2 separate regions of the Homo sapiens genome follow, and region 2 is linked to region 1. Evidence: chromatin loops called from intact Hi-C (ENCODE). Cell type or tissue: mammary epithelial cell. All regions are shown on one strand. Links, peaks and the distances in the headings refer to the core of each region. The heading gives the core; the rest is flanking DNA.

The links. Peaks named below come from ENCODE experiments on the same cell type or tissue, not always from the same donor. Only the 100,000 strongest peaks of a DNase experiment are listed, where the experiment ranks them.
Region 2: a loop joins it to region 1, with 4 times the contacts of the local background. A loop is called at or near these places in 2 of 110 quality-filtered maps.

What each region holds. Positions count from the first base shown.
Region 1 is chr9:90,932,553-90,949,054 of GRCh38, forward strand. LOC105379829 (a long non-coding RNA gene) reads right to left here. Exons shown (of 4, transcript XR_001746828.2): 2 at 5,423-5,530. It overlaps LOC105376143 (a long non-coding RNA gene), which reads left to right and starts at 399. Exons shown (of 3, transcript XR_001746829.2): 1 at 399-487; 2 at 618-721; 3 at 1,674-1,757. In mammary epithelial cell, for the core only: no CTCF peak of the experiment used is centred there; DNase peaks (open chromatin) are centred at 10,259 and 11,059; H3K27ac peaks cover 2,351 bases.
Region 2 is chr9:90,983,732-91,000,233 of GRCh38, forward strand. LINC02957 (long intergenic non-protein coding RNA 2957) reads left to right here and starts at 13,307. Exons shown (of 4, transcript NR_184139.1): 1 at 13,307-13,389; 2 at 13,915-14,086. In mammary epithelial cell, for the core only: no CTCF peak of the experiment used is centred there; a DNase peak (open chromatin) is centred at 9,200; H3K27ac peaks cover 1,090 bases.

The DNA.
Region 1 (16,502 bases), core at 5,286-13,285:
GAAGTAACTGGGAGCAAACACCTGATATCAGTATTAAGCATGTGGTGCCGAGAACAATATGTTACAGAATACTGCAGACCCACTTAAATCATTCTTTTGTCTAAGAATGTGGGGTGTTCAGTGGATAAGTGAGAGTCCATGGATTTTGCTCTATGGCTGATGAAAGGAACGTGATGTGTGACATTTAGCACCGGTGTCAGGAATGGCTCTCCTGTTGGCAAACTTATTTCGCACGTGCCTATTCATCATCTATCCTGGGCACCTCACTCAGGTCCTCATGAGTCCCCTGTCTTCTCAGCAAGCATTACCTCTCTACTCAGACCAAGGCCTTGTGAGGGATGGAGGGTCACTAAGATGCACTTCCTGTCCTGAAGACATTGTCAGTCTCCTGGGGAAGACGGACTTCAAGAGAACAAAGACGAACACTGGATCCCTACTGGATTTGGAGGTCTACAGAGAGGGCTGCATTTTGTCCAGAATTTGGAAGGTAAAAATGGCCAGAAAAATGCAGAGAGGGAGGTTCTAACCCAAAGGAGCTTTATCAGTCAGATGTTCAGTATGGTGCTGCTGTAACCAACAGTTCCCTTGGAACTGACACGTGTCATATGTTTCCCCAGCTTATCAGACACAGGGGCCAGGAACAGAAGCCTCCCACAAGCCCAGAAGGACATACTTAATGCACAGCACTGATTGCTACAGGGACCAAGATGGGGACTTACAGGTGCATTTGGGGAAGAGGGCACTGGCCAGAAGGCCAAATCCACGCAAGGTGTGGGTTTGGGGAGGAGGGATGTGTCATAACAGAGTTCCCAGGAACAGCCTCTGACTTGTGCATAGGCAGTAGACTGGGGGTGCCCCGAGGGTCAATGCCCATAGGGAGTAAGGAGACAGGACTGGGTAGCAGGAGAATTTGAGCTGTGGAGGCCCAAGGAAAGGCTCAGCTGGGGGCACTTCAGGCTTGTCCTAATGCACCAGGCTAGACCTTCGTGCACCTCCTAAACCAGCCATTGGATGGGGGCAGCTCAAGGATGGGGTAGAACCTGGCTGAGGGCAGGCCCTGGGGAGGGCTCAGCTAGAGACTTCAGTAGCATTGCTCCAGCAGGAGGCGGATGTGGGTGCCAGCCACAAAGGAGTGTCCTATGGAGCACTATTGTCTCCAGCACAGAAGAAAGCCAGGGGCCTGGAGATGCCAGGCTAGAGATTCTCAAGCAGTCATTCTTGTATTGCTAGAACCACAGGGGCAGAAGATTTCAGAAGTGTCGATGGGTAATGCCTTTCCTATGGGCTTGACTGGGATGTACACTTTGCATAAAGTATATATTGTGAGGGTTTAACAACACACAAAGGACACCTGCACCTTGGCAAGAGAAAACGTAACAGTATGTGTAATATACCATCTGCTTTTCAGGTGTGGGAAAACTGTATGCAAAAACAAAACCCAAAAAGGACCTGAATTTCTGCCCCTGTTATAGTGTGATGTAGCAGACAGACCTGGCATATTTGACACCCTGATTACTGCCAACACTCCTCTCTTCCATAAGACAAAATTGTCAGTAATAATCATGACATGAAATAAATATGCATGAGCTAAAATCTGAACTTACCTAATAAATATGGTGCACCTCACAGTTCTAACCCTATGTCGCTGTCTGGAATTTTAAACACAAATGCAGATTCCAAGTGGTCACACTGAAGGAACTCCGATGTGTTTCTTCATCTTTACCTTCACTGTGCAGTCGCTGCGTAGGTCATATCTGCTGCATCCATGCAGGAACAGGAATGTGTAGCTCCGTAGGGCTGAGGATCCCAGCAGTGCCTGAAGCAAGCTTGAATGATCCAGGGCCCTGACAAACGTCTCTCATGATGCGCCTGTGGAAGCTCAGTCCATGTGTGTCAGAGATGACCATATTGCTGGGAGTTCTCTGAACTGACACGGTGTTTATTAAGTTATCAGTAATGACTACATGCTCACCTGAAGCTCATGTACCTATCACTGAAGCTTTGGTAACTGCAGCAATTGTTCAGAACTCTCACCAGAAAAGATTTTGTGGGAAAAGAGCATGTCATGATTGACATTGTGGGGAATTCCTAGTGTGCAGTGACAATAAAGAGCAGGCTCACTGGTGCTTGGTTTTATTATTGTTTTAAAATCCCCCACAGATGATGAGCCCCCTTCTAGCCTGCGCCAGGGCAGACCCCTTGCTCACCCCGTCCTTGGTGCTCTGCTGGGATGGCACTTCTCACTGCCCTTATGTTATTTTTTTGCCCCCAAGTTCCACTGAATTCTGGTATAACATCTCCAAAATCGAGCAGCATGTCTCAAGAATGAAAGCTGGAATAATTCAGAACATAACCATTGTGAGCCAAAGTCTCCCTTCTTGGTTTCTAAAGGGATGAGAGAGAAAGCAAGGATGTGTATGTGTGTGCAAATGTGACTGTGTGTTAGACGGCAATGGGAACTGAAGGCTGTGGGGACAGAACCAGGAGAAAGAGGTTTTGTTGGAAACTTGAATTCAGTAAGCAATGTATTTGGCTTCCCTATGCCTTGCTTTCCTCCTCTACTAAATGCCAGGGAGGCATTGTGAGAATTAAGAGAAAATCTTCATGAAGGCCTTCAGCACTTTAGCTGCCTGAGAAGCAAGTACTCAATAAAAGCTAGCTCTGCAATAACAAGGCTATAAGCATCTCTATGTACGTCTCCTGGGAACAAAACCACAGAAAGACATCGTGGCCACTAACTGGGGAGCCCACCATGCTGACCGTGAGTCTGGCATTGTTCCACCTTGAAGGCTTTTCCACTGAGCATGACGGAGATGTGCTGTTGTCATGGTGCCACGACATTAACCTCATCCCACACAAGCTGTGGGGCAGTGACTCATAGCGACAGGTGGCCAGGCGGTTTACACAAGGAGGGTGAGGTCTCTCAGATCTTGGAGAATTGAGCATTAGACAGGTACAAGCACAGTTTAAGTATAAAATCCATCCAGGAATCAGGTCCTTACATTTCTTTGGAATTTTCTACAACTGGGTTATGAAACTAACCATATTATGATATAAGGCATTTCCAGAATGCAGTGATGGTAATAATTGCTATCACTTATTGGACACTGACTACATGTCTTCTCCAGAGCTCCACACCAAGCTTTCATCTTTGTTTAGGTGTCCCCCAAAGCAGATGCTACAACAAGGACTCAAGAGCAGGTGGTTGGCCGGGCGCGGTGGCTCACGCCTGTAATCCCAGCACTTTGGGAGGCCGAGGCGGGCAGATCACGAGGTCAGGAGATCGAGACCATCCCGGCTAAAACGGTGAAACCCCGTCTCTACTAAAAATACAAAAAATTAGCCGGGCATAGTGGCGGGCGCCTGTAGTCCCAGCTACTTGGGAGGCTGAGGCAGGAGAATGGCGTGAACCCGGGAGGCGGAGCTTGCAGTGAGCCGAGATCCCGCCACTGCACTCCAGCCTGGGCGACAGAGCGAGACTCCGTCTCAAAAAAAAAAAAAAAAAGAGCAGGTGGTTTACTTGAGCAGTGATCTGGGAAACCCAAGCAGGGAGAGGAAATGCAAGACAGGGATAGAAAGGATGCCACAAAGTGTGCACTCAGGAACAGGTCACTGCTGGGGCAACTGGGCTCAGTGCCCGGGGGACCTTCCAAGTCGTGACCTGGACTTTGCCCTAAATCATCCTACCATAAGATGGGATTCTGGGGTTATCTACTCCCTCTTGTCACTCCTTGGCTGAGGATGCCTTTGGTGAGTTACACAACTGGTACTTCTGGGTCACCTGCACACGTGCACAAGCTCCCGAGGCACCCAGGAAAAACCTCGGGCAATGATGCAGAGCAGGCTTTGGGTACCAGCCTGGGGGACTAGGAGTCATGGCCTGGTTTGCAGGGAATCGGTAGAGGGTTTTGGTTATCCTCAGGTTCCTCCCACTTGGATCAAACCCTGCTGCAATGTGGATGGGAAAGACTAAGACACCACCCACCCCCAGGGGAAGTGGGAAGCTCAAAGACCTCGGCATTTGTGTTGCTCTGTGGTTCTCGGCATGTGGTCCTGATGCCAAGAACCACAGAGCAACACAGACTGAGCTGCCTGCGCCGTCCTCTGATAAATAACTTCCCCTAACATGCTGGACTGGACGTTCAGCCCCTACTGGGGATGGCTTGGACAGAACTGTCTGGCTTACTATGTTCTCTCTTCTAGAGTCAGGGTCATCCATGGGAAGGATGGAAGAATCTCAGGCAAGTGACTGGGACACTTCTGTGAGCGGGGCCATCACTTAGCAGGGTCTCTAAGGGGAGCCTAGAGAAGTAGTGATGGGAAGGGCTGCCCAGGGAGCTCTGCCCTCTCACTGCAGTGGGGAAGGAAGGCCTGGGCCAATTCTGGAAAAGGGAAGCCTGTGACACTGGTGGGTAAGGGGTCAGTAGTGTCACAGTGGGGAGTGGGGCCCCATGTCTCTGATGCCACTGGTGGGGAAGGTGGACCTGGTGTCACTGGAGGGGAAGGTGAGCCTGCTGTCACTGGTGGGGAAGTTGAGCCTGGTGTCTCCAGTGGGGAAGGTAAGCCTAGAGTCACCAGTGGGGAAGTTGAACCTGGAGTAAGGTGAACCTGGTGTCCCAGGTGAGGAAGGTAAACCTGGATGTGGAAGGTGAGCCTGGAGTCACCAGTGGGGAAGGTGGACCTGGTGTCTCCAGTGGGGGAGGTAGACCTGGTGTCTCCAGTGGGGGAGGTGGACCTGGTGTCTCCAGTGGGGAAGGTGGACCTGGATGGGGAAGGTGAGCCTGGAGTCACCAGTGGGGGAGGTGGACCTGGTGTCTCCAGTGGGGGAGGTAGACCTGGTGTCTCCAGTAGGGGAGGTAGACCTGGTGTCTCCAGTTGGGGAGGTGGCCTGGTGTCTCCAGTGGGGAAGGTGGACCTGGATGGGGAAGGTGAGCCTGGAGTCACTGGTGGGGAAGGTGGACCTGGTGTCACCGGTCAGGAAGATGAGCCTGGTTTCTCTGGTGGGGAAGATGAACCTGGTGCCTCTGGTGCGGAATGTGAACCTGGAGTCACCAGTGGGGGAGGTGAAAGTGGAGTCACTGGGTTTTCTCCTCGCCTTGGTGATAAGGGTCCGCGGATAACAGAGCACCTTGTTTTACAGCTTTACAATGTTCTAGTCAGATTACACAGAAAGGGCACTAATCATTTCTCTTCCTAACTCACCCTTCAATTCTGGAAAACAGTAGACAATTTTTAATACTGTTGTCTCTCTGCTATCCACATTTGCGTGAAAAAAAAACTGCATATTAGTGGACCCTCAAAGTTCAAACCCATGTTGTTAAAGGGTCAGCTGTAATTCCATTAGTAATATTAGCTGCACCTGGAGATAAACACCCGGGGACCCTCGAGTTCACCGGTGGGGGAGATTTTCCCAAACTCTTACCTTCAAGCAAATGTGGAGCAGAGCAGACCTCTGAGGGAAAGTCCTGGGTGGGGTTTGCTCCATGTTCCTTCCACTCTCAGGGTGTGGAGCCCCCACAATCTCCCAAACCTAGAGAGAGTAAACTGAAGCTTACTGTCCACCAAGACTGAAGGATGTTCCACCTTGTAAGTAACTGACAGTCGGATGACTCTTTAGTTGTCATGGCAGGTGCTGAAGGGCCAGTGCTAAACTCCGCTCAGTGCCTAGCATCTACTAGAACTCCCTCATGTTGTCCTCCTTTCCTAACAATTGTTACAAAGCATTCAGCTATAAAGTCAGTGCCTGAGGAGGAGAAAGCCACTTGCTTTCCCTTGTTTAAGACCCTCTTGCCCGTGGCTACTTCTGCTGGGGTGTTGCCTGGTTCTTTGGCATGAATTACCCCAGTATTGCTCAGGGTAGTGGGCCCACATCACAGCATCTGAGAACTCGCTAGAAATGCACATTTTAGAATCCTTCCCTAGAGCTTCTGAAGCAGCAACCATAGGGGTGGCCCAGGAGTCTGTGCTTTCACATGTTTCCCGATTATTTGTATGAATGCTGAGGTTGGACACACATAGACTTTAGCACAGGTGCGGCCTGCCCATTCAGGTATCCCTTTCTCTGGGATCTTGCCAGAATTCATCTCTTTCTAACCCCAGGACAAGCCAATTACAGGATCCATCAGAGACCAAATCATATGGAGGCAATAGCCTTACTACGTGTTTAAATAATAGTTTCTAAAAGTTTTTCTGCATGGTTGAAATATAGTGCTGGGACGGATTAAGCAGAGTGCTATGGGCTGAACTGTGTTCCCCCGAAAGTTCAAACATTGAAGTCCTAACTCCCAGAACCTCAAAATGTGACTGTATTTGGAGACAGGGCCTTTAAAGAGTGGGGTACATTAAAATGAAGTCCGTAGGATGGCCTGGTGTCCTTATAAGAAGAGGAGATTAGGACACACACACAGAGGAAAGGCAATATAAGGAGACATGGAGACAAGACACCATCTGTAAACCAAGGAGAGAGGCCTGAGGAGAACCAGCCCTGCCAACCTCTTGATCTCAGACTTCCAGCCTCCGGAACTGTAGGAAATCATTCCTGTTGTTTAAGCCCCTGGCGTGTGGTACTTTGTTATGGCAGCAGAGCCGACTACAACACAGTAATTCAATTAACTTCAAGTATTCCACTGAGAGGTAGCTTTTGAGTTAAATAATATTTAAGGAAAAGAGGGAGCATGACATTGACCATTTAATAAGATGAAGACACCTGCCTGTTGTAACCAGACTCTGTAGACCCCAAACTTGCAGCACAGAACCACTTATTATTACCCAACTCACGAGCGATGTGAATCACTCCATGGCAGCCTTCACATCACTGCACCCATGTCTGACAATGAGTTCAACTGTATAATTAAGTAAATTAAGATGGCCAAGGCCACTGGATCAGATAACTTATCTTTAGATCCATGAGTATATTTGGCAGGAACATCAAGGCTTCATACAGATGGCTTCAGAATGTTTAATCTGAATTTTTATTGGCAGCCGTATCTAGCACAACCAATTCACTGTGAAAACCAAAGTGCCAATTAGATCTTGTTTGTCCCCCGTTGCAGCTTTATGAGGCTGTTGAAATGAGAGTAGCCAGGGCCCAAGGGTAGGGTGGCGGACAGAGTGTGGCTGACTTCTATTTAAGCTTAGTTGGCCACCCAGGAATTGCATTTCATTGAAATGGACCCATTCTGGCATTGTAGACTGGGGGGATATAATGTTATTCCCCATCTCACCCACACAAGCTAAACCAAGGTGTCTAAAAACATCCTCTGATGTGGAGGAGATACTAATGACATTGCTCTAAAGAAACTTACCTAATGCCCACCTGAGACAAAGAGGTTTTGAATCACTATTTACCCTGACCTACAAACTAATTTGTAGAACACGTTAAGACCAACAGCATCTGTGGCTCCCAGCTTCTACAGCATAAAGCTGATTGAAAATAATTTAAACCAAATTGTATAACTGACATCTAATCTGTAGGCATATCTGAAAGTTGGCAAAAATCAGAGCTAGCCCGTATTGAACCTGCAGCCACGCACGTGCCCACGTGTGCCTATGTGTGGATCTGAGCGATGTTCTCTCCAGTGCCTATCATTCCAGAGGTGTCAGGCAAAGCCAAGAAAAGAATCCACCCGTTCAATCTCCACATAGACAAGGTGCAAAGGTTACTAAACGGTCTATAGTAATCAAAGTACTCATTTCAAAGACTTGTGCTCAAGTCTGTGCTGCACAGCAAACAGTAGTTGGCTAAGAGGAGCAAGTGAAGAACACTTATCAGGCACCAGCTTGTGTCAGCAATTGACCCAAATCTCACATCACACCACAAGGCAGGAGTCAGAGCCCATTTCACAGACGAGGACCCTGAGAGGCTAAATGCCTCTCCCAAGTGGGAAGAGCTAGCACTGGACACAGGTGGTCTGACTCAAATCCAGCCCTGTGGGTGACCTGGGGATAAATCACACCACAGACAAGTCATTTGAGTGCCCTTCCAGCCAGTAGTGACAATGTTATTTGCCTTTTAGGCAAATCAGAGTATGCTGTGGTCACTTTGCCTCTTGGTATTTGCTCCTGCACTGAATTGAGGCTGGCCTACTGTGATAAATTGCATGTGGCAGGATCATGTTGTGTGACCTCCAAGGCTGGGTCATAAAAGGTCTTGCAGCCCCCACCTTGGTCTCTTGGATCACTTACTCTGGGGAGGCTAGCCGCCATGTCATAAGGACATTCAAGTAGCTCTGTGGAGAGGTTCACAAGGAGAGGAGAGGGGCCCTCATGCAGCAGCCAGCATCAATGTGCCAGCCACGTGAGCAAGTCACATTGGAAGTGGATCCTCAGCCCCAGATGAGTCTTCAGATGAGCCACATCCCCAACTGACATCCAACTGCAATTGCATGAGCCAGATCCTGAGACAGAAGCACCCAGCCAAGCTGATCCCAAATTCCTAACCTGTAGACACTGTTTACGGGTGACTTTTTGCATGGCAATAGATCATCAATGCCCATATAAATCTCTTCACCCTATTTCCATGTATTAAAAAGAGTGATGCTAGTAGGACGTGGCACCATCTCTGGCAGTAAAAAATAAGTAAGTAACACTACCTGCTCCACCAGTCGATGACAGAGTAGCAGGACCCCAAGGAGCTCAGCAGCTCCCAACTTTTGGTGTTACCATCCTCCAGGTGTTAAAGAGCCCATGGTTAGGACCCACAAAAGCCCTGTGTATTCTGATAGCCTTATGTATACATCACGAAAAGAGGTACCATCCTCAATTCCTCTCTTCCTCTTATATCCCAAAATATACCTCAACAGAACCTGCTACAGCCACCTTCAAACCTATCCCAAATTGACCTGCTTTTCTCCATCTTAAAACCACACCCATGGACAACCCATGGGTTGTCTCTCCCATGGACAACTGCAGCAGCCTCCTAAAAGGCACCCAGGCTTCCTCTCTGGCTCCATACAGCAGCCAGAAGGGCCTAACATAAATTCCATCCTAGCACTCCTCCCTCAGGCGCTCCTGTGGGCTCCTGTTACCTGGAGAGTAAAATCCACTGCTTTCCCTGGCCTTCAGAGTGCACCCCAGCTGGACCTGCCACCAGACCTTTCCCCTGGCAGTCCTTCTTTCTGGAGCATTCTTCCCGTGGATTTTATCTGGCTTCTTTCCTTCATTTCTCCTCACCTCATGGTCACCTGACCACCTTTCCTAAAGAAGCTACCTGATGACTCCTTTGCGTCTCCCTGTACTGATTGTCTCAGTCGGCTCAGGCTGCCACAACAAAACCCTGGAGGCCGGAAGTCCAAGACCAAGGTTCTGGCAGGGTTGGTTCTGGTGAGGGCTCTCTTCCTGGCTTGCAGATGGCTGCCTTCTTACTGTGTACTCACACAGGGGAAAGGGAGAAAGGGGGCGAGTGCTGGTGTCTCTTCCTCTTTCTATAAGGGCACCAGTCCTGTGGGATCAGGTCCCACCCTTACAACCTCATTCCACCATTGTCACCTCCTCACAAGTCCTGTCTCCAAATGCAGTCACACTGGGGATTATGGCTTTGACATATGAGTGAGGGGGGTAGCAAACATTCTGCCCATAGCACTTGTCTTCTGCATTGCCTTTTACATCGCTATTTTTCACTGTTTTAGTCATTTATGGATTTGCCTCTCTACCCCACCTACCTTAACATCCCCAGTGTCAAAAGCTGTTCCTGGCATGCTGTAGGTAGCCAGTAAACATGGGGTGGGTGCACGAGTGATGAGTATGTGAAGCTGGAGAGAATTGCACATGGCTGAGATATCAGAAAGACAGAAGCGAGTTCCTGCATGTATTGAGCGGCGGGGTGAAGGGGCTCTTTATATTGATTTGCATCCTCCTCTTGGTCTTAATACTGATAGAAATTTATGCAATCAATGGGCAGCTTATATTTGTGTACTGCTTAGGATTCACAAAGCTTCTAACGCACATGGCCTCGTTTGCTCCCCGCAACATTCTGAGATACAGTGAGAGTCAGCACCCCTGTAACAGCTATTATTGCAAAGAAGACCATCCCCAAATTTGCTAGCTTCAAACAACCACTTATTTAGCTCATGATTCAGCTGATCAGCAATTTCGACTGAAAGCAGCCAGGCGGTTACTGTGGTTTGGGCTGTGCTCCCTCATGTCGCACCTGTCTGGGAAGCTGGGGGTCAGCGAGAGGGTGTGCTTTGGTGACGTGGCTCACAGTCAGCTGGGACGCCTCTGCTCTCCTCCACACACCGTCTCTCTCCCAGCAGGCCAGCCCAGACTTGTTTGCAGGCAGAGACCAAGGAGTGAGAGCTGGCAAAGGGCACCAGGTTCAGGAGGCCCAGCTCAGAACTATGCATCCTGTTAGACAAAGTGAGCCATGAAGCATCCCATCTCAAGGGGTGGGAAGTTAGACTCTGCCTCTTAACAGGAGGAGCTGAAGAGTCACACGGGAAAGGACGCAAGGAAGGGATGGAAAGTGGGGACATTTTTGCAATCAATCCATCATGTTCACATTTTACAAAAAGAGAGACTCAGAAAATGTAATGACTTGCCCAAGGTCACAGTGCTCAAAGACCTGAACTTGGATTGCCTGCCCCCGAACTCACTGCTCAGTTCTCAGTGAGCAGTTCTGAGGGTGCAGCAAGCTCTCTCTAATGTTAGTTGCTGACTTTCTTCACCAACCTGCTGATGTTAAGAACCTTCCCCCATACCACTTCATCCAAGGTTTATGGCAATGATTTTGTACCCTCATGCAAATGCTGTACACTGTACACTGTACACTGCACTGACCGCATCCCAACAACAGAGGCTGTCTCTTCTTTCTCTAAAAACGCTCAGCTTAGATTTAAGTATCGATGCCAAATGAGGAGTGCCATGCTTTGGGCTTAAACACAACTGTCCTCATGAAGGTTCAGGCAGGCTTTTTGCTCTTCTTTGGTGACATTTGATTGACACCCTGAGCATACCTTCGAACTGTGTAGGTGGCGACCGTGAAAAGTGCAGGGCTGGTGGATATAAAGAGAGTGGGTGACAAGCCCGAAAGTCCACACTCTCTTAGAGTGCAAACAAAAACAGAAACAATGATTAGAGGCTGACTCACCCACTGCGTGGCTCCATTAGAAATTTCCAGTGCAGTTACTTAGGCAGCAAATCACACTCAAAAGACTAGATGCTGAAAGGATAGATTTTTTAACATACTCTCCACAAAAAATATATATATAAAAGTTGGTGAGATGACGGATATGTTAATCAGCTTGATTTGACCTTTCTACAATGTATACATGGATGAAAACATCACATTGTGCCACATAAATATGCACAATTCTTATTTGTGAATTAAAAATATATTAATTAATTTTTAAAAACCCAAATGCCTTACCTGGTAGGAAGGATTTGAGACTGCCTTTTCCTGTTTTTAGCCAATTAGAAAAAGATTAAAATATAATGCATTACATTTACTAAAAATGGCAATTAAAAACCATCATTAACAAGTGTTTAAATCAAATAGTGCATGATGATGAAAGAACAATTAGTGCACAATTCTGTCAAGTTCTTTCTCTCATAGAAAACAGGATAGCTGAGTAATTTAGATCAGGGGTTGGCAAACCATATCTTGGAGCCAAATCCAACCTGCCGCCTATTTTTGTAAATAAAGTTTTATGCGAACACAGCCTCACTCATTCATTCATGATTTGTCTATTTCTGCCTTCATTCTACACCAACAGAATTGGGTAGTGGGAATGCAGGCCCTATGACCTTCAAAGCCTAAATTATTTACTCTTTCGCCCTGTACAGACAAAGTTTGCTGGGAACTGGTCTACTTCCTGGAATACCAAGTTCTGTAAAGGTCCTGGGATATGGAGGATAGGGAGAGGGTGGCCAGTCCATCGGTCTGCATGGTACATGAGGCAAGTGTGACATGCTATCCTCCAGGTGCATGGAGCAGTGTGTGCTCCCAGGGAGAGTTTGCTGAATTGAACAGCATAGAATCAAGATCCAGCTGATCCCCAGGTTGGAGAACATGCAGAATGTGCCCCTTCTCAATCCAATTAGCTAGAATCTCAGAGAACCAGTTCAACTCAAGCCCCGACAGTCTGCCTGCAAGCCCAAATTAAAGCAATGGTGCAGTTTGATGCTCCTGTTTTTGCTAGGGCACCTCTGAACCAGAATTACTCCTTGAGTCACGAACTGCCCCAGATGAGACTCTGTTATGCTCGGGGAGGACCTGAACTGCTAGAGGGTGAAAGAATCAGGCAGGTCGACCCTTTGGAAACTCAGTTTGCCCCGAAGGCTACACCCAAAGTGGTCACAACCTAAGTTCAGGCACAAACGGTTCCCTGGTTCCAGACATGCCCATGCTGTTGGGGTTGCTGCTGTCCCTGATGTATGCTTGTGTCTGAAAAGGCCAGAGAGGGACCAGGGGCCCCTCTCAGGCTTGATTTATACAAGGGCTCACATCAATCTGGATGATCTTGGTGAGACAGGAGAATAGGGAATTAGGGCAACCAAGTGTTAAGTCATAAGCAAAGGAAAGGCGGGTGGAGCCAGTTCTGGGCAGGATTCGGCAGTGTGTGGACCACATCTTCACTCCTGTATTGACAGAAGTTTCCACTTCAGCCTCTGACCATGGGCAGGGTCTCCACTTCAGCCTCTGATTGGTCTCAGGCCAATCCTTCATGGGGTGCAACCAATTGGAGGCGTCTAAAGAGCACCTAGGGGTGTTGCCAGATTTTTTTGGCTTAATAAAAACCCTAATTGGGGGATACTCTTGAGCTGCTTGCTGGAGCCTGCTCCCACTCTGTGAACTGTACTTTCACTGCACTAAATCTGTGCTTTTGTCACTTCTTTCTTTTGTTGTTTTGTTTTTCATTGCTTCGTTCTTTTGTTGCTCTGCTTGTGCATTTTGCTGAGTTCTTTGTTCAACACGCCAAGAACCTGGACAACTCACAGTCAAGACCTTCCATCCAGTAACACTGGGGCTGTCACTATGGCTAGTGCAGCTTAAGAGCCACCCCCTGCTTTTGTTCAACATGAGCTAATCCCATCACCTCCCAAGCCTCTGGGTCTGCAAGCTGGGAGTAGAACTGGACTGCCTGCACAAAAGTGTTAGCAGCTCAGGGCCAGAACCCTTTAGACTGTCCCCATGGAGCTGCCCAGGTGATGAAAACAGAACTGGGAGGTAAGGCTAAGAATACTTTTCCTAGAAGTGAAGCAACTCTGCATTCAGGTCTCTCTACATCTTGCTTGGTGGCATCAGGCTCTTTTCCTTTCTGTTGTCCTCCTTCCATCCCTCCACCCAATCTCCCTTTCTCTCCATGCACTCAGGGCCCTCACTTCTGGCCTGGACTGTATTAACAAGCCTTTGTGTGTCCAGGAGCCTCTCGTTCCTCTCCTTGCCTATCCATGCATTCTTCAAACATAAGGACCGTCCCGCCACCACCTAAAGGAGCTCATAGCAGCTCTTTGGGAGACATTGGTGGGCACATCCCAGTCTCAAAGGATGAATAATAGGAGTTGGAGTCAAGCATGGGGCCTCTTCCCTTTGCCAGTGATTGAATTAGGTGTGACAGGAAAGACAATTCTGATCCAGGAGACATGAGGGGACATCTGCAGAAAGGACCTCTGAGGAAGGTTGTCCTTCCTATTGAGAAGAGGGCAGGGGAAGGGATGGCACTGACCACTTCACTTTCCACCACTGTGGCTGGACATGGTGCCTGGACAGTGGCAGGTGGTGTGTAGGAAGGCAGCCCACCACAGACCAACACCAGCATGAGATAGAGAGACCTGCATTCTTGATGATATTGGCAGGCTGATGAATTAATTGACTCTGGAATCACACCGACTCCAGAATTTGTTATTTGTGGGAAAATGTACTTTTTTGTTCATTTAAGCTATTTTAAATTAATTTGCATGTTATTTGCTTAAACAAGCTTTGAAGTACCTGCCACCAATGAAACACCATCCCTGGACCCAGGGGCCTTCTTTCCGCTAGGCACACCTGCTCTGACTCTTAGAGGTTCCCTCTCAGTCTTAAACATCCTGGATTCCTTCCCACACTGATGCTAACCTAGGCTCAATTTCAAAGTCTTCCCATTGGCCTGTATTGTCTCACAATTTCTCCTATCATGTCCAAAGATATTGAAAATTTTATTTAAAACTGAATCACTCTTGCTGGAGGCCAGGAGTTCAAGACTAGCCTGGAAAACATAGCGAGACCCTATCTCTACAAAAAAAAAATTAAAAAATTATCCAGGCATGGTGGGATGCACCTGTAGTTCCAGCTACGCAGGAGGCTGAAATGGGAGGATCCCAGGAGTTCCAGGCTGCAGTGAGCTATGATCACACCACTGCATTCCAGCCTGGGTGACAGAGACCTTTTTTCTAAAAAAAATAAAAATAAAAAATAAAAACTGTCTCACCATACTTCTGCTTCTGGTAATGATGAATTCGGTTATTTGAAGCAAAATTCTTGCTGAGGACACTATGAAAGCAGAATAAAATATCAAATCATCAGTCTAAGGGCATCAGAAAACTAAAAATAGAGAATAAAGTAAAGCCAGGATTGTGTAAAGATGGAGATCCCAACAGGTGAGCTCAGCATTGGGGCTGCTTTTCCCTGGGGGCATTTTACAGTTTTAAGAGGGCATTTGAGAAGCAGGGCAACAGGTTCAACAGGCTCAGAGAACAGTCTCCCAAGTCAAGGAGGGAACAGAGCATGAAGCCAAGGAGAAGTGTGGTAGAGAGGGATACTTTATTTATGTCCAAGGCAGATGGCCATGCAGTCGTGAAAGAAAAATCTTCTCAATAAGTGGTAGTGGCTTTGCTTCAGATCCATATGGAAATAAGAGAAAATTGCTACCTTATACCACACACACACATTTGCAGGTCTAAATATGAAAGTCAGAACACATCTTTTGAATAAAAATGTAAAAGAATATCTTCTTGAACATTGGCTAGAGAAAGACTAATTAAACAAGCAGTAAAATGCATGACCCATACAAGGAAAAACTTGATAAATTATTCTACAATAATTCTAAGACCCCCTAGTCATTGAAGACACCAGGAAGAAAGAAAAACGTAAGCAGCAAAGTGGGAGGAGATATTTGTAGTGTGTTTAACTTGAAGAAGATTTCTGCAAATTATTAAGATAATGACAACCATGTAGAAAATGAAACAAGAGACTTCAAATGACCAATAAAGATATGAATAGGTAATCAAGGAAAATTAAATGAAAATCACCATGCCCCATGCATCAGAATGGCCAACACAAAAAAGCCTGGCAGCACCAAGGCTTTGGTTGAGGTGTAAAGTTATAGAGCCCTACCACCCTGGAAAGGGTTTAAGTCAGTACAACCACTTGGAAAGACTGCTTGGTGTAAATTATTAAAACCAAGGTCATGAAGAATGGAGGACCCAGCACATTTACCTCTGGGTATGTCGGTTCCGAACAGCATTGCATGGACAAGTACACCAAGAGGTAAATACAATTCTTGTGGCAGCAGTGCTTTCTACAGCCCCTAATTGAAAATGATCCAAATGCAAATCAATAATAAAGATGTATTCCTAGGTATGGAACTACACAAGAATGATCTACAGCTAAACATCATAGCAAGCCAGATACACCAGAACGCTTGCTGCACAATTTCATTAAGATAAAGATCAAAACCCAGCAAAACTAAGTCAACTATTCAGTTGCTAAGGGACAGCAAGGAAATGATTTCTATAAAAGTTGGGATAATTGTTACCTTTCGGGGCAGGTCCTCTGGGAGTGGCAAAGTTATCCTTTCGACCTGAGTACTGGTTATGCAGGTTTACTTTGTGGATAAATTATCTTGGTCCTGTGTACTTTTCTGGTTGTATTTTATATTTCACCATAAAGAGAAGATAAAAGGAAAATTGACACTCAACCCTCATTCAGTGAAGCCTTTGGGAATAGGCTCTGCCTGGTTTTTTACACTCCATGCCAACATCGACACGAGTGTCTACATATAGACGCTGCTGCATTTCCTTCTAGGTGCTGGATCTCATGGCTGATCATGTCTCTGGGTTTGATTTCGGCACACAAAGCTAAGCACTACCTGGATGCAACTGCAACCATTCAGGATGCAACTGCAAGCCCTTCTGTGAGACAAACTTACTTTGGGCTTTATTATTTCTTCTACTCCTCATTTTTCTATAAAACTTCCTCAGTGATTCATTTGATTCTTTCTTGTTATATATACGTATATTGTGATAAGTAATGTTGCTTCAGTTTGTGTAAGTAGCACTGTCTTTGCTATCTATTGTTATTGCAAACAACAGCCCTACAATTTACTGAATTGAAACAATGACAACTGATTATTCCCCATGACTTGGCAATCTGGGCTGAGCTCAGCTGGGCTGGGTAATAGTGTCTGATGTGGTTGGAACATCCAGGATGGCTTCTTCACTTGGCTGGGAGCTGCCTGGACATCCTTTCTCTCCATGTGGCCATTTTCCCAGATGGGTAACTGAATTTCCTTACCTGAGGCTCAGCA
Region 2 (16,502 bases), core at 5,280-13,279, 51 kb after region 1:
ACCACCATCTTCATATACTTATATATACATGTATACACACACATATACATACATGTACAAACACACAGATACACTCACCTATATATACATGTTTTTGATAGAAACTCAGCTTCTCTGGGCACCAAAAGCAATCATGCTGAATGGAATTGGACATAGGCAAAATTGTGAAGAATAATAAGGCCTCCTCGTATTTTCCTCTCATTTCCCATTCAGCACATAGTGTTATTTGATGTAGGCTGAGCATCAAATCGCATCATGGGCAGGGAATGCAGGTATGGGAGGACTCCTGGATGGACTGGACCAGGTATTCCTCCAGCCCTCCCACCCCATTCTTCTGTGCAGGGTGCTTACCAATGCACCACCCCTGGCATTTATAAAAGCAAACAGTGTGTTCTGGCTAGAATCCTCCCCTTCTCTGTTTAGCCACATGCTTCTCCCCTCCCTTGCTTTGCCTTCAGGAGTCAGTGCAGGCTGACCGCCTGTGCCCAGATGCAGCACTCAGTCTGTCTAAGGTTCCAAGGCTGACTGCACTTCCTCCCTCCTCCCAGCCTGTTGCCCTTCATGCCTTTCCCTGGGCTACCTCCCACCTCCACCCTCCCAAGAAAAACTACCTCCCTCCTTACACACTGACGACAGGTAGTGGCTTCAAGTTGTCCTCATCTTATAATATATATGTAATATATACTTGAAACTTTCCATAGCCAAACCCAGGAAATTCTGGTACTAATGGGTACCCATGAAATCCAGAAGAAGGGACTATTTGTGGGAAAGTGAGCCTTTTGGTCCCCAGTGCTATCCGTTCTCTCTTTTGATATGTGTAATTGCTGTTTTAATGTCATACAGTTAAAATGAGCATGCACAAAGTAAAATGTCATCAAAATCCTCCCATGAAGTGGCTCCCTGCAGCTCATGGACTTAAAGGTGAAAATACACACTTACTCGTCTCCAAAGCCAGTTGTTAGGAATCTTTCTTAGAGATCCCATTTTCATAGGAATTCCAGAATCTCATTTATTTATAGCTGTCCTGCATCAACAATGAATACATTGAATACAACTGGAAGTGCCAATTCCTTCCTGAGTTTAAAATTTATACTGGTGTCTAGTAAATGGCTCTCAGAGAACTTCCTTGGGTTCCAATCATTAAGGGGTGCCAATGAATCATCCAAGATCAAGAAAGAGAGAAAACACTACTGCTACACCTCCTTTTAGAAACAGCATGGGGGGGCCAGGCACGGTGGCTCACGCCTGTAATCCCAGCACTTTGGGAGGCCGAGGCCAGCGGGTCACCTGAGGTCAGGAGTTCCAGACGAGCCAGGGCAACATGGTGAAACCCCGTTTCTACTAAAAATACAAAACTTAGCCAGGCATGGTGGTGCATGCCTGTAATCCCAGCTACTTGGGAAGCTGAGGGAGGAGAATCACTTCAACCCGGGAGGCAGAGATTGCAGTGAGCTGAGATCATGCGACTGTACTCCAGGCTGGGTGACAGAGCGAGACACCATCTCAAAAAAAAAAAAAAAAGAACATGGGGTTTCATCTGGAAGGATGGTTCTTGTCAGCGGATGTGGGAGCCATGTGAGTGTAGAGAGGAATGGAGAGTGAGGATGTAGAGCTCGTACGTGCTCCACACCTACCAGTGTGAGGCCAAGCAGCCCTGCTCTAGACCTCACAGTAGGAGGAGCTGTGGGTCCAGCAGAGGGTTCCTTTCCCTGCCGTCCCCGGAGATCTGAACCTTTCTCTAGATAGTCATACATACTGGACAAATAGGGCAAGATCTTCTACTACGAAGATGTATGTGGTCCAACACATAGCCCAGATTTACGTGGCCTGTCGATGCACACACTAACCCTTGCTGCTATTAGCTCTCCTCCCTAATAGGTAAGAGCACTGATTTTTCCTTAAGCGTGCTATTCTGGAAAAATCTACATGATGCCTGCTCTGGTCTGGCCATGTGACAGTTCTTCCAGAGGGACTTATATGTTCCTGTGGGTTCTGGGACTGGAAACACCTTATCTTGGGAGATGTCTCACACTTAAGTTGAGCAAATGATTTCCCTTCTCGGCTTTTTCACGGTGGATTCACAGGCACATGGTTTCTGTCTGAATGTGTAGAAAACAATTATCTCATCTCATCCACTCACTGTCCTGACTGTCAGAACCTGCCCTTACAAGTCCCAAATCCAGCTGTGTTTCTTCTTCAGTTACAAAAGGAAGTAGAAGATGATCTATTTTAAACTGCCATGGGGAAAACACAATGGGAATCAACAATTCAATTTTTCTTTAACTTTGTTAAGAGAAACTCATTTTTATCAAGCCGTATTGGGAATATAAAAGTAGAAGCTAGAAGGGAAGCAGTGTTGCCTATAATTTGTGTCTGGTCCTGAACATATGCTTTCTTATTTCTTGCACCCGTTTAACCCAGCACAAATCTTATGTATTTCCTACATCATTCATTGTTTTGTGCTTGAAAAAATATTTTTCTCTACATTCATCTTTCTCTGTGGGCTTCCTATTCCTTGACACTCTTTTTGACATCAGAGTCAACTTCCTCCTCAACCTGTCCAAATATTCTCTGACTTATTATTGAATGACTGCATTGGCACTCACCAGATTAGAGTAATTTCCAAGCTAATAATTACACTGGGCAGAGCCACAGACACACACAATCTCACACACACACTCACACACACACACACACACGTGTCTCCAGGCATCCCCTGCAGCCTTTGGCTTCACACATACCACATCATAATGCTGCTGGGAATGGGGAGGTTCCTCCGCTAGGTCCATCGAAGCACCCAGATTAAAATATGGTGACCATTTTATTATTTTATCAGACCAGAAAGGAGAAGCCACGGCCCTTAAAATATAGGTGCCCTTAAAGGAAAATTGAATGAATAATTTTAAGCTGAATACGAGTGTGGAAATCCAAGTTACATGATAACCGCTGGCCTGATGTTCTCATGGCACAGTCTTGATTAATACTTTTTAGCCTACTGCTATATGTTTACTGAACCCCTCAGGACAACTTTAATTGGTTCTGAAAAAGCCTGAATATGCCACATTATTCTAGAAGATGACAGTAACAGGTTGGGTGACCTGTGAAGCAGATTCGCAATCAAAATGAATGATTGTTTGTATTTTAAGCCTCTGAGTCTGGGTGTTTGTTATGCAGAAGTACTGAGGTCTGGGACATCCCTGTGAGCTCCCCATCTTCCTATTCCAGCAGGGTATTTTCTGTTAGCCCAATCCTGTTTCTTTCTTAGGCCATCAACCTCCACAAGATCACAGAGCACAGTGAGAGATAATCTATGTTATACACCCAGGAGGTCCAAAAATTTGGTTCCAAAACTTCCTACTAATGTAGAAAAGCATAAGGAACCTTGGCTCCATATAACCATCAATTTAATGCACATTTCAAAATAATTTCAAATGGTAATTTCAAAATAATATATACCAATATTTTTAATATATTACTATGATATATTATGTACTAATATGTTAATAATTAATATAAATGATAACAACATTTAATATGGAAACTTCCCCTGAAGCTCATGACAGAAAATCATACTAGTCCTTGTCTCCTGGCAGGAAATAAGGAAATAAATGTAGAGTATCTAGATTGAATCTGAACCAAGTATAATATATCACGCAACTGCTGGCATCTGATGCATATGTTGGCATAACTTGAAGACATGATAGTCTTTCTCAAATGAATAATTATCTCTGGTTTAACAGGGCCTATTTCATCCAGTTAGCAGTCCTTATATGCAAAAGGATGAAGATACTGGACAGGACAAGCCCCCTGTGATGAGGGCTGCAGGAATGTCATAAAATCTTCTCCCTTACATGTGTGTGGACTTGCTGTGGGTGGCATGAATAACCATGGCATGATAGTGATAAGTATATAAAATAAAGGGAAAATTCAATGGTCATTACTTGTTTTCTTCCCTCCTCTACCTGCAGAAACAGCACCACAGTTGCTTGGGAACATTTCCAGCAACTCTCCAGAACTGATGGAAGATCAGATACGAGGTAGTTGGCAGGCAATGACTAACTAGCTGTTGCAGTTAAGAAGAGGTATAAAACCCTTCTGGTTGGTAGGCCCACACTCTCCATAATGACCTGATCCTCTGTGTGTTTATATAATGGGAAACCCAGGAAGAAAATGCTCTGTTCTCATCAACGTGTGTCTGAATTGTTACTCTTCAGTTTATTTCCATTATTTCCTAACTCTCAGAACGGGAGTATATCCCTGCGACTGAAGAAATAACATTTCTCAAGGAACACTACAGTGGCCTGTATTTTCCAAAGATGACACCAACAATATGTTCCCAATCCACAGATTCTCCTGCAATGTGACGGTCAGACCCTTTGACCACTTTGTCCAATAGAACACAGCAGAGAGAATGCTGTTCCACTCGTGGTTGTCCTTAACAGGTCTGGGAACTTTCACTTCCTGCTTTGTGAAAGCCAAGCGCCATGAAAGAGGTATGGCGATCTGAAGACCACCAACCTGTGAGTAGTCCAGGTTCCACTGACAGGCCCTGAAGGATGAGGATGTCACGTGGAGAGGGAAAAGCAAGGAGCAGCATCAAGTGACAGTCCTAGCCAGGCAGAGCAGAGAAGAACCACCCCAGACAAGCCCCTGAAATATTTCAGACACACAAAATCATGAGTTTTAAGCCATTACTGGCTTGTTGAGGTTCCTATGACTCAGCAATAGATAACTAAAACAGGTTCCAGTGTTTATCCCAGTTTTGCCCAATCCCAATCTTCACTGAAGGATGCCATTTGACCATCAATTAGTCGCTGTGTCCTCTAAGGAAGCATGCAGACAGCAAGTTTGTGGTGTTTACTAAAGAAACACTCTATGTTTGACCCATTGCACTGGACACAGATGGCTGCCTTGAGAGTCAGGGCTCCTATGGTACATATGTCTTTATTTTATAAGCAGGATGACCATATTTTCTGAACCACAGACCCAGGAATGTGGTTTGACAATTATAAATGCAATCAGGAGGCAAGAAGACCGAATATTTTAAATCAGCACTACCCCAGAAAATACGGAAATTATACTGGTTGTGCTTACTGTCTGTCGTGTTTTATAAATAAACCTTAGACAATCTACGTACCCTTCATGTTTCTACTCCTTTGTTAGTAATAAACTACTACATCCTTCACAGATTGTGGAGATTAAATGAGATAATTCACACATAATCAGGAGACTATATGGCACATTGTAGAACTGCTCCATAAATATTAGCTAATTACATTTTTATAGTTGCTATCTCTTTATGTCCCTTTCATATACCTTAAGTACAGTAAGTGTTCAATAAATAGTTGTTTATGGAAGTTAAGGTTGTTTGTTGGGATTATGGAGTCTATTAGTTGGCTATTGTTGTGTAACAAATTACCATAAACTTAATGGCTTCAAACAACTTCCATTCATTATCTCACAGTTCTGTAGGTCAGAAGTCCAAGTGGGCTCAACTGGGGTCTCTACTTAGGGTCTTTCAGGGCTGAAATTTTGGCTGGGCTGGGCTCTAACCAAGGTTCTGAGGAAGAGTCTGCTTTTAAGCTTGTTCAGGTTGATGGGAGAATTCCATTTTTTGCTATTGCTTGACTGACTTCTCCATTTCTTTGTTAGCTGTCAGTCAAGGGCCATTCTCAGCTCCTAAGGCCATTTGCATTCTTTGCTCCATGGCCTCCTCTATCTTCAAAGCCAGTAATTGTTCATCAAATACTTCTCATACTTGGAATCTCTCTGACTTCCTCTTCTTCTACCAATCAGATAAAACTCCACTTTAAAAAAATAGATTTAGGAGGTACAAGTGCAGTATTGTTACATGTATGTGGATATATTTCATCATGGTGAAATCTGGACTTTTGCGTACACGTCACTCAAATAGTGAACATTGTACCAAATAGGTAGTTTTTTAACCTTCACCCCATTCCCATCTCCTCATCTTTTGGAGTCTCTAACATCTGCTATTCCACTTTATATGTCCATGCATACCCAGTGTGTAGTTCCCACTTACAAGTGAGAACATGCAGTATTTAACTTTCCGTTTCTGAGTTATTTCACTTATGATAATGATTCCAGGTCCATCTATGTAAAACTCTATATTTAAAGGGCTCATATGGTTAGGTTAGGCCCACCCAGATTATATTTTTATTTTAACATCAACTCATTAGTGACCGTAACCACATAGGCAGGATTTCTTTGCTATATCACTTAACCTAATCATGGATGCTGCAATGGGGGCAGAGATCATTAGGGCCACCTACAGTTCTGTCCACCAGAGTACAAACTCTGGCCCCATAATTCACTCTCACTTGCAGAAAACATTTACCTGCTCCCCAAGGTTTCCAACAGTCTCATCCCATTATCACACTAGATAAAGTCCAGAATCTCACCAGCTCAAAAGCCCAAAACTCATTATCTACTTATCTGAATCAGGTGTAGATAAAGCTTCTGAGTGTCACCCATTAAGTACAGCTCCAGGGGCACAATTTGTCTCCACCTACACACCTGTGAAATAAAAGACACAAGGTATCTTTCTCCAATACTCCCAACACACAATGGTGGAAAGAATAACAGTTATAGAACTCAAGTCCAAAATTGGGGAAATGGAAGGTAAAAAGGAGTCATTTGTTTCAATCTGTTTTGAAACCCAGCTGGGCAAAATCCACCAGGTCTCAAAGCCAGGTAACCTGTGTCTCTCAGCTGCTCTGGGCTTTCATCTTCAACTTCTGGGCTCCTGCTTTAGCTCTTAGAGTCATGCTCCGTTTTTCACAAAAGGTGACAGGTGTTTGCAGCTGGGGAATTTTATCAGTCTGCTTTTGCCATTTTGTAATATCTATATTCCATTTAGTCCTAGTTGGCATCTTTATTTTCTGCTAATCTGTTTTGCTAAAATATTTCCACTAATACAATGTTTTTTTCTAAAGTGTGTGGGCCTTGTGTGTATTTTCACTGGGTTTCTCTGCATTAGACAAAAGCTATACACACAAATCTTTCTCTAATAATCTCTTCTCTATCTTTGGCTTCTGCTTGGAGTGCTGAACACCAGTGTTTTTAAGCTTCCCAGAGGCTCTCTGGTTTGATTAGAAGATCTACATGGAACACTCTTAATCCCTTGGAAGAGTCATTATGTGGCTGAATACACAAGACCTCTGAGCTTTCCAGGGTTTCAGCAAAGAGCTGCACAAACACATATTCAGCCTTTTCTCTATGTCATAATTTTGGCATCCATCTCTGACTTCTAGGGGTATTTTTTGCCACCTGGAGAGGCTAAACTTTTGAAATTATCAAGTCGTTGTCCCTTCAATAAGTCTTCCTTCAATATGTCTCTCTTCTATTACATTTTAACATAAAAAGCAAGAAAAAAACAAGCAGCACCTTCAACACTTTGCCTGGAAATTTCCTTAGCTATATATTCCAGTTTATTACTTATGAGTTCTGCTTTTTATGTAACAACTGGACACAATTTCACTAAACTTTCTGCAATTATATAACAAGGATCTCTTTTCTTCAGGTTTCCAATAACGTGTTTCTCACTTCCTTCTTGGCCCATGTCAGTAGTATCCTTAAAGTCCAGATTTCTACTAGCAATCTGTTTAAAGTGATTCAGCTTTTTCTATAATGCTCCTCACTTTTTTCTGAGACTTCACTGGCAGAGTCTTTAACACACATATCTCAGTCAACCAATCAAACTATTAGAGTCCTTTCTAACCCATCACTTTAAAACACTGAGTCCATACTCTCAGTGAGCCTGTATCAGTAATTTCAGACTGATACAACTTTATATTCCTTCCACTTTGATGCCACACCCTTAAGATCCATTCCCACACATATTCCCCAGGTTTCTGTCACTATAAGCTAGAAACATCACATAGTTCTTTTGGTGTCCATCACACCTCTCTGTGGGTCACAACTTGTACTTCACCTTAGGATCTACTGGGACTTGAGCCTCACGATAGGTCTCTAGGTCCAGAGGAGGATCAGCAGTGCCTATAGGGTCACTAGGTCAGAAAAGCTCATCATAAGTCTTCAGTAAAGGGGGGATAACCTCAGGCAGGGGGAAGAAGCTGCTTCTACTGTTGTACTGGGGGTCCCCAAGACCACTCCCCACCTCAGTGATTATCTAGGAGGACTCAGCATACAGTTGTACTCACTGTTATAATGTATTACCTCAAAAGGATAAAAAAGCAAAATCAGCAAAGAAAAAAGGTCAATAGGACAAAGTCTGGAGGAAACTAGGCACAGCTTCCTAGAGTCCTCTCCCTGCAGAGTCACAGAGCCTGGACTAATTTCTCCAGCATCTAGTTGTGACAACTCCTGTAAAATATCATCTACCAGAGAGACAGACCAGGGTTTTTATTGAGGGCTGTTCACACAACCACTGTCTGCTTAGCACATACCAAAATTCCAGAGTCCCAGAAGGAAAATCAATCTCAGCCTAGATCAAATTGTTTGCACAATCAGGTTAAACAGCGTGAGCAACCTTTGCCATTTAGGGAATAGGGAAACTCTCCCAAAATCCAAGTTCCCAGAAATCAACCAAGGCTCAACCTTATAAGCAGACCTTTCTAAGGAGAGCATTCTCAGGCCTTGCTCTGTTAAAACTCTTTCCTACACAGCTGTCAATGAAGACATGGTAGAATTTAGGGGTTTGAGGCCCCCAGTTTGCTTGCATCTCTTCCTATGTCCATACTCCAGTTTTCAAAATCCCACTTCTTCCCAGTCAGTGCTCTAAATTTCACAAAAGACAAATTGTGAGTTAATGAATTCAATTTGCTTTGTAATTAAGCCATGACAGAATCAGACTCTGAGTTTAACCATTTGCTACAACAATTGGGGGTGCTTCTGGCATTTGGTAGGAAGAAAATAGGGATGCTAGACATCCCACAAAATAACAAACTTCCCCTCATCCCATATGAATTTTGAATGCCCACTTGGATTTTCACATAGATGGAGCAACCTGCTTATAATGATCTGAGCCAATAATCTAACTCTTTACATGTAAATAGAAGGGATATTTTTACATGGGTTTAAAATTCATTGACTTTTCCAAGAATATATCCATTGTGTAAATTAAGAAGAGATTGTGCTCTGTTTTCCTTGGAACTTTACCAAGAGTGGCTCATCACTTTAGAAAATCACATTCCTGATGACCAAACTACTTGTGATGCTTGAGTCACAAAAACAACACTTGTATCATCAGTCTGCATTCATGACTTGGGCATTCAAAATGATTATCTCTGTGTGTGTGTGTGTGTGTGTGTGTGTGTGTGTGTGTGTGTGTGTGTGTATTTATTTCAAAATGTCAAATATAGAAACAAATTTTTAGTTGAATATTGGTTTCCTTTTTTCAAATTAAACCTTTTTATTTTAAGTAGTTACAATAATCTATTAATAGTTATCTCTTTGTCTCCTAGTGATATACTCTCTCTTCTTTTTTTTGTTATACTTTAAGTTCTGGGGTACATGTGCAGAACTTGCAGGTTTGTTATATAGGTATACAAGTGTCATGGTGGTTTGCTGCATCCATCAACCCGTCATCTACATTAGGTATTTCTCCTAATGCTATCCTTCCCCCAGCCCCCCATTCCCTGACAGGCCCTGTTGTGTGATGCCCGCCCCCCCACCCCCACCATGTCCATGTGTTCTCATTGTTCAACTCCCACTTATGAGTGAGAACATGCAGTGTTTGGTTTTCTGTTCTCGTGTTAGTTTGCTGAGAATGATGGTTTCCAGCTTCATCCATGTCCCTACAAAGGATATGAACTAATCCTTTTTTATGGATGCATAGTATTCCACGGTATATATGTGCCACATTTTCTTTATCCAGTCTATCACTGATGGGCATTTGGGTTGGTTCCAAGTCTTTGCTATTGTGAACAGTGCCGCAATAAACATACATGTGCATGTGTCTTTATAGTACAATGATTTATAATCCTTTGGGTATATACCCAGTAATGGGATTGCTAGGTCAAATGGTATTTCTAGTTCTAGATCCTTGAGGAATCGCCACACTGTGTTCCACAATGGTTGAACTAATTTACACTCCCACCAACAGTGTAAAAGCATTCCTATTTCTCCACATCCTCTCCAGCATCTGTTGTTTCCTGACTTTTTAATAATTGCCATTCTAACCGGCATGAGATGGTATCTCATTGTGGTTTTGATTTGCATTTCTCTAATGACCAGCGATGATGAGCTTTTTGTCATGTTTGTTGGCCGCATAAATGTCTTCTTTGGAGAAGTGTCTGTGTATATCCTTTGCCCACTTTTTGATGGGGTTGTTTGTTTTTTTCTTGTCAATTTGTTTAAGTTCTTTGTAGATTCTGGATATTAGCCCTTTGTCAGATGAGTAGATTGCAAAAATTTTCTCCCATTCTGTAGGTTGCCTGAGCACTCTGATGATAGTTTCTTTTACTGTGCAGAAGCTCTTTAGTTTAATTAGATCCCATTTGTCAATTTTGGCTTTTGTTGCCATTGCTTTTGGTGTTTTAGTCATGAAGTCTTTGCCCATGCCTATGTCCTGAATTGTATTGCCTAGATTTTCTTCTAGGGTTTTTATGGTTTTAGGTCTAACATTTAAGTCTTTAATACATCTTGAGTTAAGTTTTGTATAAGATATAAGGAAGGGATCCAGTTTCAGCTTTCTGTGTATGACGAGCCAGTTTTCCTAACATCATTTATTAAATAGGGAATCCTTTCACCGTTGCTTGTTTTTCTCAGGTTTCCCAAAGATCAGATGGTTGTAGATGTGTGGTGTTACTTCTGAGATCTCTGTTCTGTTCCATTGGTCTATACATCTGTTTTGGTACCAGTACCATGCTGTTTTGGTTACTGTAGCCTTGTAGTATAGTTTGAAGTCAGGTAGTGTGATGCCTCCAGCTTTGTTCTTTTTGCTTAGCATTGTCTTGGTTATGCTGGCTCTTTTTGGTTCCATATAAAATTTAAAGTAGTTTTTCCAATTCAGTGAAAAAAGTCAATGGTAGCTTGATGAGGATAGCATTGAGTCTATAAATTACTTTGGACAGTATGGCCATTTTCACAATATTGATTCTTCCTATCCATGAGCATGGAATGTTTTTACATTTGTTTGTGTCCTCTCTTATTTCGTTGAGCAGTGGTTTGTAATTCTCCTTGAAGAGGTCCTTCACATCCTTTGTAAGTTGCTTTCCTAGGTATTTTATTCTCTTTGTAGCAATTGTGAATGGGAGTTCACTGATGATTTGGCTCTCTGTTTGTTTGTTATTGGTGTATAGGAATGCTTGTGATTTTTGCACATTGATTTTGTATCCTGAGACTTTGCTGAAGTTGCTTATCAGCTTAAGGAGATTTTGGGCTGAGACGATGGGGTTTTCTAAATATACAATCATGTCATCTGCAAACAAGGACAATTTGACTTCCTCTTTTCCTAACTGAATACCCTTTACTTCTTTCTCTTGCCTGATTGCCCTGCCCAGAACTTCCAATACTATGTTGAATAGGAGTGGTGAGAAAGGGCATCCTTGCCCTGTGCCAGTTTTCAAAGGGAATGCTTCCGGTTTTTGCCCATTCAGTATGATATTGGCTGTGGGTTTGTCATAAATAGCTCTTATTATTTTGAGATACGTTCCATCAATACCCAGTTTATTGAGAGTTTTTAGCGAAGGGCTATTGAATTTTGTCAAAGGCCTTTTCTTCATCTATTGAGATAATCATGTGGGTTTTTCATTGGTTCTGTTTACGTGATGGATTACGTTTATTGATTTGCATATGTTGAACCAGCCTTGCATCCCAGGGATGAAGCCAACTTGATCATGGTGGATTAGCTTTTCAGTGTGCTGCTGGATTTGGTTTGCCAGTATTTTATTGAGGATTTTCGCATCAATGTTCATCAGGGATATTGGCCTGAAATATTCTTCTATTACAACACATGTTGTGAAGAATTTGTTCACATGCTGCTTCAATTATGTAGCATACACAAAGCACCCTGAAAATAGTAGCTCAAAACAACAAAACTGTGCATTGTGCCTCATGGTTCTGTAAGTTGACTGGAATCAGCAGGATGGTTTTTCTGACCCACATAGTGTCACTTGCAGTCATCTAGAGGCTGACTGGGCTGGGACATTTAAGATGGGGCACACAGCACTTGCCAACCACGTCAGCTAGTAGCTTCACTTTGCTGCAGACTGGAGAGGCTCAGTTTCCCTCCAAATGGCCTTTCCATGGTGCTTGGGCTTCTCCCCTCATTATGTGGGAGTTCAAAGAGACAACGTTCCCAGTGTGGAATAGCTTAGCCTCAGAAGTTACAGAGCGTCACTTCCACTGCATTCTATGGCTCAAAGCAAATCACAGGTCGAGCCCAGATCCAAAGGGAAGGGAAAGAGGCTCCACTTTTCAAAGTGGGCATGGCAAGGAATTTACAGCCATCTTTAACCATCACAATACATGACACATAAACTGGAGAATCTAATCACCAAATGAAAAACAAAACAAACAAACAAAAACAGAAAAACAGAAAAGCCCAGCCATTTTCCATGAGGGGTTAGTTTCATGCTGCTGCAACACCAGGTGGTGTGCATGAGAAATGCCACTGGCTCAAAGCAGTCTCCTGCTGAGGTGCTCCCGCCTGCTACCAAGCTGGCCCATGGTGAGCCCTGCAAGCGCACAGAGCTGGTCTCCTGAGTGTTAGATGTTCTTGATAGAAGTATCCATTACAGAGTCTCAAACATAAGCAATCATTTGGGTTATAAGAATCCGAGTATGCATGTCAAAGAAAAGCCTTGAATATTGAGGAGTAGCTTGATATAATAAAATATTTGGAAACACAAAGATCACGTGATATTGCAAAAGCATCGCACCTGTAGGAATCCACATTGCACAACATCAGGGAAGTGGCTTTGAGAGCAACAACAAAATGAAATAGTAGAGTTATCAGCTGTCTGAAATATGGCCAAAAATTACTTGCAGTGGGTTGAAGATGAAAACTACCACTGAATGCAGCAGAATTTTTATTTTAAACCAGTGAGAAGGCACCAAAATAGGCCAATGCCCATTCTTGTATGGAAATATTTCATTCCATAAATGACAGGCCTTTCCATCCACCCCTATATGGTTTGGCTGTGTCCCCACTCAAATATCATCTTGAACTGTAGCTCCCACAATTCCCATGTGTTGTGGGAGGAACTCAGTGGGAGATAATTGAATCATGGGGGTGGTTTTCCCCATACTGTTCTCGTGGTAGTGAATAAGTCTCAGGAGATCTGGTGGTTTTATAAGGGGAAACCTCTTTCACTTGGATCTCATTCTGCCTTGCCTGCCACCATGTAAGATGTCCCTTGCTCTTCCACCATGATTGTGAGGCCTCTCCAGCCATGTGAAACTGTGAGTCCATTAAACTTCTTTCCTTTATAAATTACTAAGTCTTGGGTATATTTTTATTAGCAGCATGAAAACAGACTAATACACACCCCTTCTCCAAAACCACATCCACCCTCCAAACTGCATGTGTTTGTCAAGGTAAATGGTGTGTGTGTGTATGTATGTGTGTATATATATATATATACATATACGTATATATATATATACGTATATATATATATATATATATATACCTACATGCATATATATATATACATATATATTTATTGACTGAGAATTTAAGGTGTCTCAAACTATGGCAGAATTTTAATAAAGTTTATTATTTATTTTGTAATGAATTAATTACAAAATTATATAGCAGGTCCTGGAATAACATCATTTTATTTCAAAGTCATTTTGTTATAATGTTGAAGAGAAAAAAAAATGAATTCCCCCTGGTGGGGCCACCATCTGTGTGAACTTTGCACATTCTCTCTAGGTCTGTGTAGGTTTTTTCTGGCTACTCCTGTTTCCTCCCACATCCCAAAGGTGTGCCTATGAGGTGAACTGCCATGTCTACACATCCCAGTATGAGTGAGTGCAGGTGGTGTGCACGCGCCCTGCGATGGGAGTGTGTCCTATTCAGGGCTGGTTCCCGCCTTGCGCCCTAAGCTTTGGAGATAGGCTTCGGCCACCCTCAACCCTGAACTGGAATAAGCAGGTAAACAATTCTCTTACTTGTTTTTATTAATTTGTCTTAAATGTGTTATAGCTTTTATTTTAATGTTTAATATTACATTTATTTTATTGTTTTAATGTTTAATATTACAAGTGTTTGGGTCTTCATTTAGAAGTTTGGTGATGTTTTTGCTATCAGAAATATGCTACAGGAACTTAACTCTTGTGGATATCAATTAGCCTATAGGGAAATTGGTTTCTTTCTATGCAGTTTTGCTTACAGTCACTGTTTCCAAGAGCCTATGAACGTCATGAAAAACTTACTGTATAGGTGTTGGGTATTCTGTCACTAACCTCATTTCCCCACAAGCTCTGTTATTTTTATTATGCAAAATTCCATAGCAAGTGATTTTAGGAACACATTGCAGAAGAAATGACCATATATTGAATTTCATGTTATTTTATGAAGAATTATTTTCCTTTTGCTTCTCTATATTACTGTTAGGTATATGAATAATATATATGTTATATATGAACATATAGTCATACAAATGTATGTCACATATCTAGATCTGTTGTATTGTCCAGCAATTTCATAACTGGCTAGTAAAGGGGACCGTAAAAGACACATTTTTAAAGGAGGAAATTGGAAATAGAGCTGAGGAACCTCCACTCGGTGATTCCTGAGGTTACTGTACGTGGCAGCTAAACCACTCGGCTGGGATACAAGAGGTCCTGTATCGGTTATCTATGGCAGCCTAACAAATTCCCCTCACATTTAGCAGCTTAAAATAATGACTTTTTATCACCTGTCATAGTTCCTGTGGGTCAGGAATTCAGGCAGGGTGGCTTGTCGCCGCCTCATGGCGTCTGGAGTCTCCGCTGAGCCACTCGAAGCAGTAGCAGGGACCATCTGCAGGCACATAAACTGGAGAATCTAATCACCAAATGAAAAACAAAACAAACAAACTGGTGGGTGTGGCAGTCCACACAGGCTTCCGGTTTTTGGCTGGAACACCCACACATGACCTCTCCCTGCAGGCTGGGCTTCCTCACAATGAGGTGGCTGGAAGCCAAGGAAAAGCACCCAAGAAAGCCAGGTAGAAGCCATATTGCCTTTTACGGCCTAGCTTGGAAATCCCACAGCATCACTTTCCCTGTATTCTATTGGTCCAGGCAGTAATAGGGGTGTCCCCAGGTGTGAGGGTGAGACTCCCTCACACCTCTCAGTGGGGGCTAGCATTGCACTGTAGGAAGAGTCATGGGATGGAGTATATATTAGTGTGACCATCTTTGCAAATACAACGTGCTCTAGCCCCCAAGCAAGGGCTTTGGGTAAAACAACGGGTAGAAAGATGAAAAAGATGATATAGGTAAACTTAGAAAGAAACAAAACAAAACAGAACTTTGTAAGGGGATGCATAGAACTAAAGCAAGAGCAAAGCTGAATACTTCTGGAATATCATAGTGAATCGAAATCCCCTAGAATCTGTGATAAACACACACTGTTTATCTTGGAAGAAAAGAGTTTCGGGAATTTCTTTAAAAGTAACATTATGTATATTGCCTCACATGTGGACTTTATGCAAAACTCTCACTTGGCAATTTAGTTTTGGTGTGTTTCAGAAATAATCTCATTTGCTTTCATATCATGTAGAAAGAATGAAAGAAAAGCCAGTTTGTTTAGTCAGTAACTCTTGCTTTGGACTCAGAGGCCTGGGGGAAAAGAGAGTATGTATGTGCATATGTGTGTGTGTGTGAATGTGTGTGTGTATGAGTGCGTGTGTGTGGGTGCATGCAGAACAAAAGCAAATGCAATAAAATGAGAAGAGATGTGTGTCATTGTCCAGTTGCTTGCTTGTAATGTGAATAGCTTATGTTACTGGAGGGACTGATGCCAGGAGCAACGAAGCCAATTGCTTCCCATCCCATGATGGGATGGGAAAACACTGGCCACTTCAGTCCATGCCACTGTGTGGCACCCTACTTTTCCTTGGGTACTGAAACTTGGTGCCTGGAGTTTCATAGAAAACTTGAGGTATTCTAACCACAAAAGTAAAACATGCTTCTGCCTGCAGTGCCCAGTGGAATAGTATAGCCCGGGCAGGCCACCCGAGAGACCAACAGCCACACTGCGCATCCTACCCGAAGCCAGTAGGAAATGTTAGCCTTTGGAGCTCACTCAACACACAGTAGGCCTGTGATAAACCTTTGTGAATAGTGCATCAAGTTCCTAGCTGTCTTCCCTGAGCGGCAGAAACACAGGGCTGAAACACGTCCAGCCAGCCTGGGCCCACGTCTGCCAACAAGCCTAGGCGTGTGACGCTCGTAACAATTCTGCATTTTCTACACGGCACAATTACCATCAGTGCCAGAGTATGATAGAGAAGCCAAACAACTGCATTTGCAGATACCCTGAACTAACAAAACTTCATCCTCAAAACAGCTCGGTTCCTGTT